Regions from separate parts of the Homo sapiens genome. Here region 1 is linked to region 2. Evidence: chromatin contacts called from ENCODE Hi-C or POLR2A ChIA-PET data. All regions are on one chromosome and are shown on one strand. The core of a region is the stretch at or near the end of the contact, and the rest is flanking DNA. Distances in the headings are between cores, read along the strand shown. Region 1 has its middle 13 kb from the start of MIR3198-2. Region 2 holds the start of PRKAG1 (protein kinase AMP-activated non-catalytic subunit gamma 1).

Region 1 (7,513 bases), core at 1,073-3,572, 5.2 Mb after region 2:
AGGCTTCAGCAGAAGAGGCGTGGCCAACAGCCCCTGAATTAGCAGAACCCCGCCCATTTTGTGGGCACTGAAGACAGGCAGCGCGATAGTGTCCTTGTTGGCCAGCAGAGGGCGCAATAGGAGGCGGGCCGCACCCGAAGATGGCTATAGCGCTGTGCCCGAGCCAGCCTGGGCGCCCTCTGCCGGGCAGCCCCGACTCGGGGCTCCCACAGCGGGGTCTTCGGTCCCGTGTTTCTGCGCCAGGGTCCAGGCCCACTGGCCTGTACCCAGAATCCTCCAGGGAACTGGGATCCCGCCCTGGAGAATCGGATCCTGGGTCTAGGATAGCCAGTTCTGGGGACCACCCCTCGCATTCTTGGGTTCCCTCTCTGGCATCTGACAGCTAGCTCTCCCTAGCTGGCCCCCCCGCCTACCATCTCCAGCTTTTGCTTGATTGCCTCCAAAGACGCGGACCTAGCCCCTCCAAGAGATTCAACCTGTGTGAATGTGGGTGTACCCACCCCTGTGCACACGGGTGTCTGCATGGCTTGGACTCCCACAGCCTGCATTTGCATAAAACAAAATGCTTTCCCTTTGGTTATTTCAGGCACATAGTCCTTTAAATAGCGTAAGAAGGCCAGGCACGGTGGCTCACGCCTGTAATCCCACCATTTTGGGAGCCCGGTGCGGGTAGATTACCTGAGGTCAGGAGTTTGAGACCAGCCTGGCCAACATGGTGAAACCCCTGTCTCTACTAAAAATAAAAAAATTGGCTGCGCGTGGTGGCACGCACCTGTAATCCCAGTTACTTGGGAGGCTGAGGCAGGAGGATCGCTTGAACCTGGGAGGCAGAGGTTGCAGTGAGCCGAGACCGTGCCATTGCACTCCAGCCTGGACGACAAGAGCAAAACTCTGTCTCAAAAAAAAAAAAAAAAAAAAAAAGCCTAAGAAGTGAGCAAGACAGAAGTACCCATTTCACGGATCAGGACATGGGGCTTCAAACCGAGGTCACACAGCTAGGACAGTGCATGATTTAAAGCCAGGCCTCCACCCAAAACTTTATTTGGTGTCCCTACTATGTGCTAATCAAGGTGTGGTTCCTGCTCACCCAGGTCACCCAGAGAAACAAAGTAGAAGAGCCATAGGATTTCTGACCAGGCTGGCGAGAACAGGGCAAGCTTCCCAGAGGAGCCTTTTCTAGGGTTGCAGGGAGGACATTTCAGGAGCGGCCCTGAATGCGCCAAAGCTAGGGGATGGGACTGGCGAGTTGCCACGGGAGCCCACGTGAGGGTCTTCGAGGAGGTCTGCGCCACCCGGGTGCAACCCGAGGCTACGGTTCATCCAAACACACCTCGCCCCATCCGGCTGGGGAAGGACTTCCTGCAAGCCCTGAGTGGGGGTGTGTGGCGGGACCACCCAGGTGTCCATCCAGGTGGGCAGTGAGCGTGAGAGCACCTGGTCAGGAACCTCCCACCTCTCGGGCCCTGCAGCCGCTTCCGTGGGGGAAGGGCAGCCGACTTCACCTAAGCTTCCACCTACTGCATCTAACCCTTAACTGTATCTCCCGCCCCCACCACCCCTGACGGGTTCCCATTATAAGAGGGTTTCAGATAACTCACCTCCCACCCCGGGAACGACGTCATCACCCCTTCACCCTCTGCCACCACGTCTGACTCCAACGGGGAAGTCCTTCCTGGTGTCTGACCACCCTTCCTCCTGCTGCAGCTTCAGCTAAACCTAACAACTTCTGACCTCACAGGAGAAAGGGGCTGCCTTAACTTTCCTTCTCTGAGCTAAACAATCCAAATCTCCAGCCCCTTTTCCACGCTCACATCCCATTTTCCCGTTCTAACAAAGCTTTCCTTTAGGGGCCTGGATCTTCCGTTTTTCCCGCCTTCCGACGTCAGATCAATCCATGACAGCTTTCTGATTGGCTAACCCCTCCCTTCTAATTGCCCCTGTCACTTCAGAACCTCCCCTGCTGTATCAATATGTAAGTCCCACAGATGGCCTCAGTTTCCCTGGTAGGGAGTTGAGCCGCCTCTTGGCACCCTCTTGCTTTGGGAGGAGGGGTGTCCTGCTCAACTCACCCGAGTCATCTCTTCCCTGCCCAAGCTTCTGAACAGGACACTGCCACATTGTCATTCATCTGAAAAGCATTTATTGAGCGCCTACTATATGTCTGGCCCGAATTCTTGTCTCAGCTCACAGCCCTCCGGTTGCTCCATAGGCTTAGGGGAAGGAGCAGGAGATCTTGAAATGCCAATCTCCAGTCTGGAGCGTGGGGTAAGAGAACTGAAGTCGTCTGCGACTGAGTGAAGCCACCGAGGAGGGGCGGGGAGGTGGGACGCCTGCAGGTCTCGGCGCTCGGAAACCGCGGAGAGGAAGCATCGCTAGGCGCCCCACCCTCACAGCGCTCAAACCTGACGCCGGATTTCCCATTCTTAGCGCAAGGAAGACCCCTTGTGGCCATTGTGGGAAGAGTCAGCAAGGGAAAAAAAAAAAAGCGGGAAAAAAAACAAGCCAGAGCCGGGAGATGACAGCCTCAGCCCAGACTCCCTTCCAGTTCTTGCCTAGCGTGGGGACTTATTCTTTGGTCGTTGGGTGGGGGAGAGGGGGCGGGAGTTGATGCCCAGGCCCCACTCCCACACCCTCAGAACCCAACATTTGGGACTTTGGGAATAATCTTCTCACTAAACCACCCGGAAAAATAAAACAGAAACAATAGCAAATGTGACTATGGTTAGACTTCTGTAGGGACTTCTCAAGAAGCGGATGGGAGGCAGAAGGACGGGTCACAATAAAGGGATGAAAGAAATCAGGTCTTCCGGACGACCCCCTCCCTGGCTATGGGGAGGGGTAATTCTGGGAGACCCGGGCGGGTGTGGGATCATCTACCCACCCTGCGGCTCCTTCCCGCTCGCAGTGAAGGAAGGACGCTCAGACCAACAGGGGCTCAGGTATTCTGGGTGTCAGGACCCTTCCTCCTGCACGCATCTTACGCAGGGTGGGGCTGAGGGCGTGAGGGCACAAGTCATTGAGGACATGGAGGGAACCCACGCTCGTCCCGATAGATTGTCACGGTCCTGAGGCGGGACGGTCAGGACAGGGAAGATGTATTTCTTCCCCCTGCATCCCCTCCCGCACCGCGTCTGAACTCCTCTGGGAGCGCAAGAACAGTAACAATGCTGCGCCCCTTCCCCCACCCTTTGACTCCGCTCGCAACCTAGCCCGGGCCGGGCAGCGCGAATTTGCATACATTTGCATACCCAGCTGCGCACAGCTGCATTCGGCTTTGGGCCATAAATTCGTGGCTGGCGGCTCTGGGCGAGCAGGCCCCACGCGGGGCAGGCGTTCTCCCTGCGCGCCTCCGCCGCGGCTGTTCACGTCCCGGGTACTGGCGCGTTCTCACGCCTCCCTGAGTAACCGCTGGATCAGTCCTGCCCGGACCCGGCTCCCCTGGCTCGAGCCACCTTCTGGGCATGTCTGTCTCGCACTGGCGCAGGCCAAGCCTGCAATCTCAGATTCTGGTTCCTCCATTTCTCTTGGACTCGACTTGGTCAATGTCTCCTGAATGCGCTCATCTTTACCTGACGCCTTGGACCAGGGGCTTCTGGTGGGATTTTCCTGCTAGGACTGGTGCATAGCCTCTTAGGTGGTAGTCCTGCCTCTGGGGTTACCTTGCTAAAAAATTGGTCTAATGGAGGTCAACAGCTAAAAACTCTGGACTCCCAGGCTTGCAGAATAAAGCTTATATTGTTCACCCTTGCCAAAGAAAGCCCCTGACGTTCTGTCAGCATCCCCCTTCTCTAGCCTTATCTTCTGCATCATGGCCAGACTCAGGCACACAACAGCCAGCGCTTCGGTTACACAAAACTGCTCTGAGGGTCCCTAAGCTCCTCATGAGCTCTCTCACTCTGCCTGGACTTACCTGCACCTTGCTTCCACCTGGACTGCTCTTCTGCCCTCTTGTCTGTTTGACAGACACATTCTTTGAAAATCATTGCACAGACGTTCTTTCCTTTGGAAAGACCTCTGAGATTCCTCTCACCCCTGGCAATTGATAATGACATCTATTAGCACTTACTGCAAAAACATTTGGTCAGTTGCACTTACCAAATTGTGAGCTCTCACTTAAGACAGAGAATATGTCTGTTCTTTGCTGTATCCCACTTCTGGGCACAAAGTCTGAAGACCAGGAGATACTCAAATACTGAATAAATGAGTGAGGCCTTGACTATTTCAGGCACACATAGATACCCAGGGCTCTGGTGGTCCCAAGCAGCCTTTACATGACATCCCATGGAAGAGCCCCTCCTCTTGGTACTTTTTGGGTCCTTACGCATCTTGGCCCAAGATTGTGAGGGGTGAGAAACCAGGGGGATTATGAGTGGAGAGCTGATGCCGTGAAAAAGCACTGGACTCCGAGCCAAGAAGCTGAGGTTCAAACTCTGGCACCGCATGATCTTGGAGAAGTAACTGCCTCCTTCGAAGGCTGTTTCCTCACCTTAAAATGGGAATAATAGTGACTACTTAATAGGGACTTTGTAATGATGGAGCGAGAATAGTACATAAAATGCTTACTACATGTCTTAAGAGTCCAGACAGGTGACATGAGGTTCCATCTCACTCCCTTGCCCCCGAGAAGGAGAGCACCTCCACTAACAATCCAGGCCAAGAGGCTTAAGGAATTTTACCAGTATGCATTCTGCAAGAAAGTATGAGACAGCGGCCGGGTGCGGTGGCTCACGCCTGTAATCCCAGCACTTTGAGAGGCCGAGGCGGCGGATCATGTGGTCAGGAGATCGAGACCATCCTGGCTAACATGGTGAAACCCCGTCTCTACTAAAAATACAAAAAAAAAAAAAAAAAAAAAATTAGCCGGGCATGGTGGTGGGCGCCTGTAGTCCCAGCTACTCGGGAGGCTGAGGCAGGAGAATGGCGTGAACCCGGGAGGCGGAGCTTGCAGTGAGCCAAGATCGTGCCACTGCACTCCAGCCTGGGTGACAGAGCGAGACAAAGAAACGAAACGAAACGAAAAGAAAAGAAAAGAAAAGAGAAGACCGGGCGCGGTGGCTCAAGCCTGGAATCCTAGCACTTTGGGAGGCCGAGGCGGGCGGATCACAAGGTCAGGAGATCGAGACCATCCTGGCCAACATGGTGAAACCCCGTCTTTACTAAAAATACAAATATTAGCCGGGCGCGGTGGCAGGCGCCTGTAGTCTCAGCTACTCGGGAGGCTGAGGCAGGAGAATGGCATGAACCTGGGAGGCGGAGCTTGCAGTGAGCCGAGATCACGCCACTGCACTCCAGCCTGGGTGACAGAGCGAGACTCCGTCTCAAAAAAAAAAAAAAAAAAAAAAAAAAAGAGAGAGAGAGAGAAAGAAAAAGTATGAGACAGCAAGAATTCATCTTGTAGGATGGGGTTCATACCGGTTCTTCTGCTGAGCATAGTTCTCAGTGCTATTCCCACAGTGGCTACCAGGGGGCAGCACAAACCCCCAAATCACCTCAGGCTGCCTAAAGGGGCTAGAAGAAAGGACCCTTCTGGACTTCCCTCTGAGTATTGAGCCCTAGTCTGAACATGCCTCCCCTGTCTCCACCGTCTTCTCCCAGACAGCTCTTGGTGTGCAAACCACGCCTCCCCCAGTGCTTCCTGTCTTCTCTGGTTTTGTGTTCCCTTGGTCAATTTATAACAAATGTCCAGCAGGGCTCGTTGGCTCACGCCTGTAATCCCAGCACTTTGGGAGACCGAGGCGGATGGATCGCTTGAGGTCAGGAGTTTGAGACCAGTCTGGCCAACATGGTGAAACCCCGTCTCTACTAGAAATACAAAAATTAACCCGGCGTGGTTGCCCACGTCTGTAATCCCAGCTATTCAGGAAGCTGAGGCAGGAGACTCTGTTGAACCCGGGAGGTGGAGGTTGCAGTGAGCCAAGACAGCGCCACTCCATCTCAAAAGGAAAGGGAAAAAAATGTCCAGGCCTCCTAACTGTCCAGACTGCCCTTAATTATGGTCAATTATGCCCTAAGTGTGCATCCCAGGATTGGGAGGGGCACAGTCAAAGCTTCTGAGAACAGAACACAGTCGGGGGTGCTCAGGAAGACAGACCTGAGTTCCAGGCCTAGGGACAAATGTGACATTTTGGGCTACTCAGAGCCTTCTCCTGGGCTCAATTTCTCTCAGAATTGTTAGATATACATGCATTCATTGCATGGAAAGCTCCACTTTTCTCTCTGTTTGATCCATTATTGTTCCCTCTCACTCCACCCAGGCTTCATCCTATCCCTGTACAGGCCAGAGCCTCCCTCATACTAGCCCTATTTCTGGTCTTCTTAACTCCTCGAACTAATGACAAAGATCTATCACCCTTAACCCTAACCTCCCCCTTGGCTACATGTACCAAGTCCTACCGCACCAAGAGATACAGTCGGGACCCAGCGTCACATCACTCATGGGTGTGCCCAACACTGAGGGAACTGATATTAATATAAGGTTCCCACTCCCACCATGCCTCTTTTCTGAGTGAAACAACAGAAAACTCAATGACCTTATAGGAGGCTGGTGTGTGTGTGACATCCAAGATGCTGGGCACTTTTGGAATCCCCAGCCTTCTCACTTCCCATCCTACAAACAGGAGGGCTTGGTGAATTTACCTGCTGAGACTCTTATCTCACCTTTCGTTCACGCTGTGGTGCCCAGGAGATGCCTGGACACACTCAGGTGGCTCTCCCTCACATAGCGCCTTTTCTCTCACTGCCTACCATACCTCACATCATTCCTGCCTTTTTACTGCCTTTTATTTTCCTCTCCTTTTATGCACCCACCCTTTCTACTTACATTTCCTCTCCCCTTTTCCCTCTGGGGCTTGGTTTCTTCCCATCCTTCTCACTCTCTAAAATCCTGTCCTCTTTCCATCCCAAATGCTTTCCTCTATAACTACCACCACCAGCAACAGCTCTCCATCACCCGTCTCTGTGCTTCCCCTCCCAGGCCTGAGGCACCACAAGGGCGTAAGTGATTTATGAGCCACCTTTTAAACTCAGAAACCAAAAACTTCTGGTGCTTCAAGGGGGCATACTGTGCAATCTTACTGCTGTGATCAGACTCAGTGATAAGGATATCTAGACCAAGACAGTCTCATGGAGAAAGCAAGAAGGCAGAAGGGAAGACTATGGAGCTGGGGCGGGGACTGGCCAGAAAGTCTGGGCAGTGAAGTCTTACTAACCATTATTAGTGTTTTTGGTGAGTTTCACACTGTGGGTGACGATGGAGACAAGTCCAAGTAGGAGGTGAGAGGGCTGGGGATTCCACCGTGCCTCTCTAAATGTCACATCATGTCTTTTTTGGTGGGGTAGGGGACAGACATTTAGGCTGGAGTGCAGTGGTATGATCTGGGCTCACTGCAGCCTCAACCTCTTCAGCTCAAGTGACCCTCTCACCTCAGCCTCCCAAGTAGCTAGGACTATAGGTGCGCTCCACAACGACCAGCAAATTTTTTAATTTTTTGTAAAGATGTCTTGCTAGTTGCCC
Region 2 (6,499 bases), core at 2,518-5,017:
TCCTAAACCAGGGAAGTTTAAGACAGCCCTAAACTTTTCTCCCTTAATGGGCTAGGGGAGAGTGCAGGGAGTAAGGGGGATAATCTCCCTCTTCCCACTGGACTGCATAAGACTGTCAGCTTGGCCTGCCATTTTGGCAAGACTATCAGAACAACAGCCTCATCACTTATAAGTGGGAGAGAGGGCTGTGATAAAGATAGACACATGATATATCAGAGTCTCACAAAGATCTACACAAAGGCACAAAAACAGCTACTTCTGTAGAATTTACCCATCATATGATATATACTGTACTGTGCTACAGTTATTTTGTTCATTATCTATCCAAACAGATTATAAATTCCTGGAAACCTAGAACTATCTTATACTTTGTATCTCCCATACCACCAAGCACAGGGTTTTGCATATAATTCACAGTTGTTTTGTTTTTTAATTCTCAAAGAATGATGCACACTGATATGAACAGATATGCCCAAGACTAAGTTACAGAGGGAGGAAAGAAACATAGAGCTAACTAGAGATACAGATACCAACATAAGAGAGTCAAACACAACTGCATATGTGACTTTTTTTTTGGGCGGGTGGGCAGAGTCTCGCTGTGTCTCCCAGGCTGGAGTGCAGTGATGCGATCTTGGCTCACTGTAATCTCCGCCTCCGGGGTTCAAGCGATTCTCCTGCCTCAGCCTCCCAAGTAGCTGGGACTACAGATGCCTGCCACCACGCCCAGCTAAGTTTTTTTTTGTATTTTTAGTAGAGACGGGGTTTCACTATGTTGGCCAGGCTGGTCTTAAACTCCTGACCTCGTGATCCACCCGCCTCGGCCTCCCAAAGTGCTGGGATTACAGGTATGCGCCACCGAGCCTGGCCGTGACTTTTAACTTTCTGCCTGTTTCACCATATCAGAGGGGGGATTATGTAATTACATCTACTCCTTTCTACCTTTTTTTTTTTTTTTGAGACAGGGTGTCACTCTGTCATTCAGGCTGGAGTGCAGCGGCATGATCACAGATCACTGCATCTTCAACTTCCCCAGCTTCTCCGACTTCTGCCTCCCGGGCTGCTGGGACTACAGGAACATACCACCAGGCCCAGCTACTTTTTGTATTTTTTTGTAGAGATGGGGTCTCGCTATGTTGACCAGGCTAGTCTTGAGCTCCTGGGCTCAAGCGATCCGGCCACCTTGGCCTCCCAAAATTCTGGGATTACAGGCAAGAGCCACTGCTCCTGGCCTCCTTTCTACTTTTAATAACATAAGGGACCTGAGAAAGTACCACTGTACCACGCAAGTACAAAATATTACAGAGACACAGTCTACATCTGACAAATAGACTCGCAATTTCTTCCAAACTTCTGATCTACATTTCCAATTATTTGTTTGACAACCATAGATGTCACAGAGACTCCTCAAATGCTTGAATACGAAACAAAACATTTGTCCCTCCAATCCTATTATTCTCGCTGTGGTTCCCATCTTGTTTTTTTGTTTTGCACAGCTGTCTTCTTAACACTTATCAGCTAAGCTGGTATGTTAGAAATGTCTCAGATCCATCTCTCTCATTGCCAATATCACAGCCTTAATTTAGGCTTTTACCTCTCACCTCTGCAACGTTGTTTAAACTGGGGTCCTTGGCCCAAATCTATCTGTTCTTCAATTTATCTTTCATGCTTTCACCAAGTTTGTTCACCAAAGCATCTCAGATTTGGAAGGGACTTTCATCCCCATTAACAAGAAACTTTACTTTTCGAAGTAGCTCAGTCCATGTACAGAAAGCTGCTATGAACATTCCTAAAGGACATTCACTGACTTGCTCATAAATCTTCCATGGGTCCCCTATTACAAAACAAAGTTCAAATTTAGCATGGTGTGTAATACCTTCAACCTGATCTTAGCCTGCTTTTCCAGTCTTTTCTCCCACTGTGACCAAAATCCAAAGCCAGCAACATCATGCCGCTGGCTCACCCCCAGTTCTCTACATACCCCAATTTCAGTGCCCTTGCTCACACTGTTCTCTCAATTTGCAGTGCCCTCTCCTAGGTCCAAAGTAATTTTTCTCTCAGCTATTCTGTCACAGTCCTCTGTTTTCATATTGATGACAGCATTTATTATAGTCTACCTTTAAATAACAGCTGTTGCTGGCTTGCCCTCACCATCACTCCAGTTAGGCTGAACATTTTCAAAGCAGGAGTTTTCTTTCTTTTCTTTTTTTTTGGAGACAGGATCTCACTGTGTCACTCAGACTGGAGTGCAGTGGCATGATCTCAGCTCACTCCAGCCTCCACCTCTTTGGATCAAGCGATCCTCCCACCTGAGCCTCCCGAGTAGCTGGGACTACAGGCACACACCACCACCACCACGCCTGGGTAATTTTTGTATTTTTGTTTCTGTCGAGACAGGCTTTCATCATGTTGCCCAGGCTGATGCTGAACTCCTGAGCTCAAGCAATCCACTTGCCTTGGCCTCCCAAAGTACTGGCATTACAGGCGTGAGCCACCACACCTGGCTGAGTTTTCTTTTTCCTCTTTTTAACTTCTACCCCAGAGCCTAATCCAGTACATAAAGTGTAAAGGCTAAATTAGAAAATCTATATAAAAATGCTTTGTAAACCATAATACATTTACAAGTAAGTAGAATATGACATGTCATTTTAAATTTAATGGAATTAGACTCCTTATTTTTGTTTAAGATTATCCTGATTAGTCAGAATTGGCTCCCTTGCCTGGGAGACCAACTGCGAATCATTTTAGTACTTTGGTCGGTTTTCTTTTTGAAAACCTGAAAGAAACAACCTCTCTGTGAGCAGAGAAACGGTGTGGCAAAGAATTACTCTGGGCATGTAATCCAAAGCAAAGTGAACCTGCAGTCCTTTCGTAACTACAGTAGCAGATGATAAAAACCAAGATGGAAAGAGTTACTCTGCCTGAAAGAAGACACATGGTTAAAAACTGTGGAGAGGGAAGTGTATGGGAGGGGTTACAGAGCGCTAGAAAAAGACTCCTGAGAGTGAGGGTGGGTGCAAACATGTAGCAGGCAACCCGCAGCATCTGTGGGAGGGTGACAGGGCCCTGCCACAATTGGTCAATGCCTGCTCGCCAAGAATGAGCTATGCCAAAACCCCTGCTTAGAGTCGCAGAGCGGGCCATGACCTAAAATTGTCCAGGGACACATCGGCCTCTAACACTGCAAGATTTCCTCTTTCAAGCAAACCTCAATTCTCGGTCTTATTAAGGGAATGTGACTTCACTGGACGCAGTATAAAGATCTTCAGATGTCCTCCTGCCGGGGATTGCAGGGATCACAGAAAGACCATCGAGGTCCAGGAGCTACCTGCAAGCGGAGATCCCTCTGGACGCCCCGTGCCTCACCCAGCAAAGCCGGCTCACAACCCTGCGCTCTCAAACCTCTAAAAGGGCTTGAGGTGCCAATAGGAAAGGAGGCCCGAGATTGCCACGGCATACGTGGGCCCCAAGGAGGGAGCCAGGAGTCACTGCCTGCTTGGGCTAAGGGTACCGCGTACGGAAAGGCGGCGGGGACGCGGCCCAGTTCCAGGAGATGCGCCCAACGAAGAAGCGGAGGAACAGGGTCACGGGATAGGGCAGACACCCGGCTGCTTTTTGTTTGCTAGACACCAGCGCCAGCCCCTGCCCGGCCCTCCCGGTCTCCTAAGGGTTGGGGGGGTGTCTTAGGCTCCACAGCGCCCCCGACCGCCCTCCTGCACTCCTCACCGTCTCCATTGCAAGAGGCGCCCGGCTTGGTTTCCTCGCTTTAGGAAACTCTCTTGGGGCAGGCCCCGCCCCACATCCGGTGCGGCGACGCCACTTCCGCCCACGTCATGGCAGTCGCCAGACTGGGGCGGAAGGCAAGGAACCCACCCTTCCGGCGGTGGCGGGCCTCGGTAACCGCCCTCCCCCGGGTCCTCGCGGACCGCACGGATCCGGCTGACGGCGAGGGTCATGGGACGGAGCCGCTTGTATTTAAAATGTTCTTTTTTTATTTGTCGTTTAAAAACAAACTTGGAAGAAGCAAAATCCAAAACTTGCCCTTTGCCTCTCGCAACATAAATATGTACAGTTCAGAATGATCGCTGATACAAAACATGCCAAGGACAGGGGCGCTGAGGGTGGAGGGAGAGAGGGCGCTTTAAAAAAGGGAACCATTTCATCCGTTGTTACGAAGGACCAACCTTGCTGTACAGGATACACACAACACAAAATAAAGTCTTCACGGGATTCACACTTGTCAGCGATTTATTTTTTAAAAAGGGGGAGGGTCCTGGAGGTGAGGGGAGAAGACTGTAAAGGGGAAAACTGAAAACTGAGTATGTGCGAGTGTAAACCAACCCAAAATACAAACACGGGGGCGGGGGGTGGGGTGGGGGATTCTGATGCAATTATACAGGCAGGGTACTTAAAAAAAAAACCAACCAAAATTCCAACCTTGTAGCTTGGGTCTGAGTTATAGTTTATATAAAAATTAAAAACTGTATAAGGTTTCTTCACTAAATTCTACAGGACTATCGGATACCTAGCATATGCTTACAAAGTCTGCCCCATCCCCTTTTCCCAATCCCAGGGCCCAAGCCCCAAACACAGCCTGACTCACGGGAGCCAATCTCCCCCTCCCTGTAGCCTAGACCTTCTGCTCTCGGAAAAGGAACATCCAAGGGCTGTGGCTTTGAGGGCAGCAGCCCAGTCTTCCTACTGTCTGATTTAATTACAGCGGTTCCTGTGGGAGTGGGGGCTGTTATTCTCTTAAACATTTGCAGCTTGAAACAGTTGAGGAAGCAGCTTTAAAAAAAAAAAATCTCCCTACCCCCAACAATCCACAACCCCCCAAATTCAAAACAAAACAAAAACAAACCTAAAATCACAACAGCGACCAAGCTCCCCCTCCAGCAGGCCCGCCCGTCCACCACCACCAAGCCCACCCCTACACTCCAGACATCTGATTCTTGAAAATATTAATTACAAAATGCCCTTTGCCCACAGCCCCTAGAAGAGAACTGCATATAAGCTTCATCTTCATCCCCACGGTTCCCTACCAGAGAGGGGTTTGGGGCCTCACCCACCCCTTACCTACTCCCACCCCCAGGAAGAGGTTCAACTGCAGCACAAGCTTGGGCAGAAAGGGGAAGGAAAGGGAGGCAAGGAACCCATCACCCTCTGGCTCCCCCTGGGGTCAGCTCTCTTTTGTGCGTTATAACATAGTCCAACTATACAACAGGGGGTGGGAATTGCCCAGCCTCTATACCCCCATCTTACAGCAGTCACAGCCAGGGGGTGGGGAGTGGGGTGGGGGGTGAGGAAAAGGGCGGTAGGTCGGGTAATGGAGGGGGCCCCCCCACAAGGGGAGCTCCATGTGTCCGCCCCACACCCCCCTACCATTTATAAACTGGTTTTGTAAAAAGAAAATAGATATATTTATATAGAATATATAAAGCACAAAAATTAGTAGTTTTACATTTGCTCTCCCCGGGGGGTGGGGGGAGAGGGGAGGGTTCTCACCTCCAGCCGGCTCCCCCATGCCCCACAAGACTATGTACAATCCCATGTATAAATAGATAAATACCCCCCACCCTCCCCGCGCTGACACTAAGCTCCCCCACCCCCACATCACCACCCCTTCCCACCAGACCAGCAGCAGTTTGGTGACTGAGGGAAAGTGGGAGCTCCGGGCCACACCCTGCCTCACTAGGTATGGGCATGCCACTCAGGGATAGCCCTCACCCTACCCCCCACCCAACCCGTCCAGGGGCTGGAGGGCAAACAGGCTCATGATGAGGTTGGGAAAACAGGAGGGAGATATCCTGGTCCTAGGTTTAGCTCCCTCCTGCCCCCATGTCCAGATGGAGAAGGAAGTCCTAGAGCAACTAGGGGCCAGTCATCCCCAATCTTCATCATCATTTGCCTCAACCACCATCCCATGCCCATAATTAAAAACAAAGATGGATTTTTTGTTGTTGTTTTTCTTCCTCCTCCTACCCCCCTTCCACCCACTCAGAAGAGGGCAGTGAGGTGGGGGAGAGGGTTGGGGCAGTAGGGGGCTTGGAGAGGGTCTCACATTTCAAAACAGCAAAAAATCCAACACTTAAATGAGGTAGGTGTGGGTGCGGGGTCTCCTTGCCCGGCTTGCCCAGCTTGCCCTCCTAGGCAGCTGGGCGCCTCTTTCCCGTTCATGTTGCATTTGTCAGAGTGGAAAACAAGGAAACACAACCCATAGAGAGACAGAAACACAGAGGAAAAGAGGGAAACAGAGACAGATCAAGAGGGAGGGGGATGGGGGTGAGGGTGGGGGCAGGACCCGGCAGGCAGGGCCAGGTGTGGGACCCGGCCTTTGGGATTGTCAAGCTTAGTCAAGTCTCTTTGCAGCCGTGAGTTGGGCCGGAGAGGTCAGTGGGAGCAGCAGGGCTGTGAGGCCCGGCCACACATCCTCTTCCCCCACCCTGCTGCCTCCCAGATGCTTCTGGGTAGTTCCCGGCCCATATCCCCCTCAAACCTGAGA

The links. A loop is a pair of places that touch in the nucleus more often than their neighbours do. ChIA-PET counts read pairs that join two places held with the same protein, here RNA polymerase II (POLR2A).
Region 1: a loop to region 2 is called in a map with no recorded cell type, with 7 times the contacts of the local background. The contact joins the enhancer-like site here to the promoter of PRKAG1 in region 2. A Hi-C loop is called at or near these places in 1 of 37 single-sample maps with no recorded cell type. POLR2A ChIA-PET finds 5 or more read pairs at or near these places in 1 of 52 experiments (activated CD8-positive, alpha-beta memory T cell).

What each region holds. Positions count from the first base shown.
Region 1 is chr12:54,214,774-54,222,286 of GRCh38, forward strand. No RefSeq gene overlaps it. Among named protein-coding and RNA genes, the nearest start is that of MIR3198-2, 13 kb to the right of the region's middle. RefSeq lists silencers at 1,227-1,412, 3,214-3,263. Within about 2 kb of position 2,323, at least 8 of the 41 ENCODE cell types and tissues checked have a DNase peak (open chromatin) inside an H3K27ac peak, as active enhancers do.
Region 2 is chr12:49,015,009-49,021,507 of GRCh38, forward strand. PRKAG1 (protein kinase AMP-activated non-catalytic subunit gamma 1) reads right to left here and starts at 3,768. Exons shown (of 12, transcript NM_002733.5): 1 at 3,724-3,768. The coding sequence starts at 3,732. It overlaps KMT2D (lysine methyltransferase 2D), which reads right to left. Exons shown (of 55, transcript NM_003482.4): 55 at 3,970-6,499. It overlaps DDN-AS1 (DDN and PRKAG1 antisense RNA 1), which reads left to right. Exons shown (of 2, transcript NR_147179.1): 2 at 3,228-4,232. RefSeq lists enhancers at 2,809-3,399, 3,972-4,171.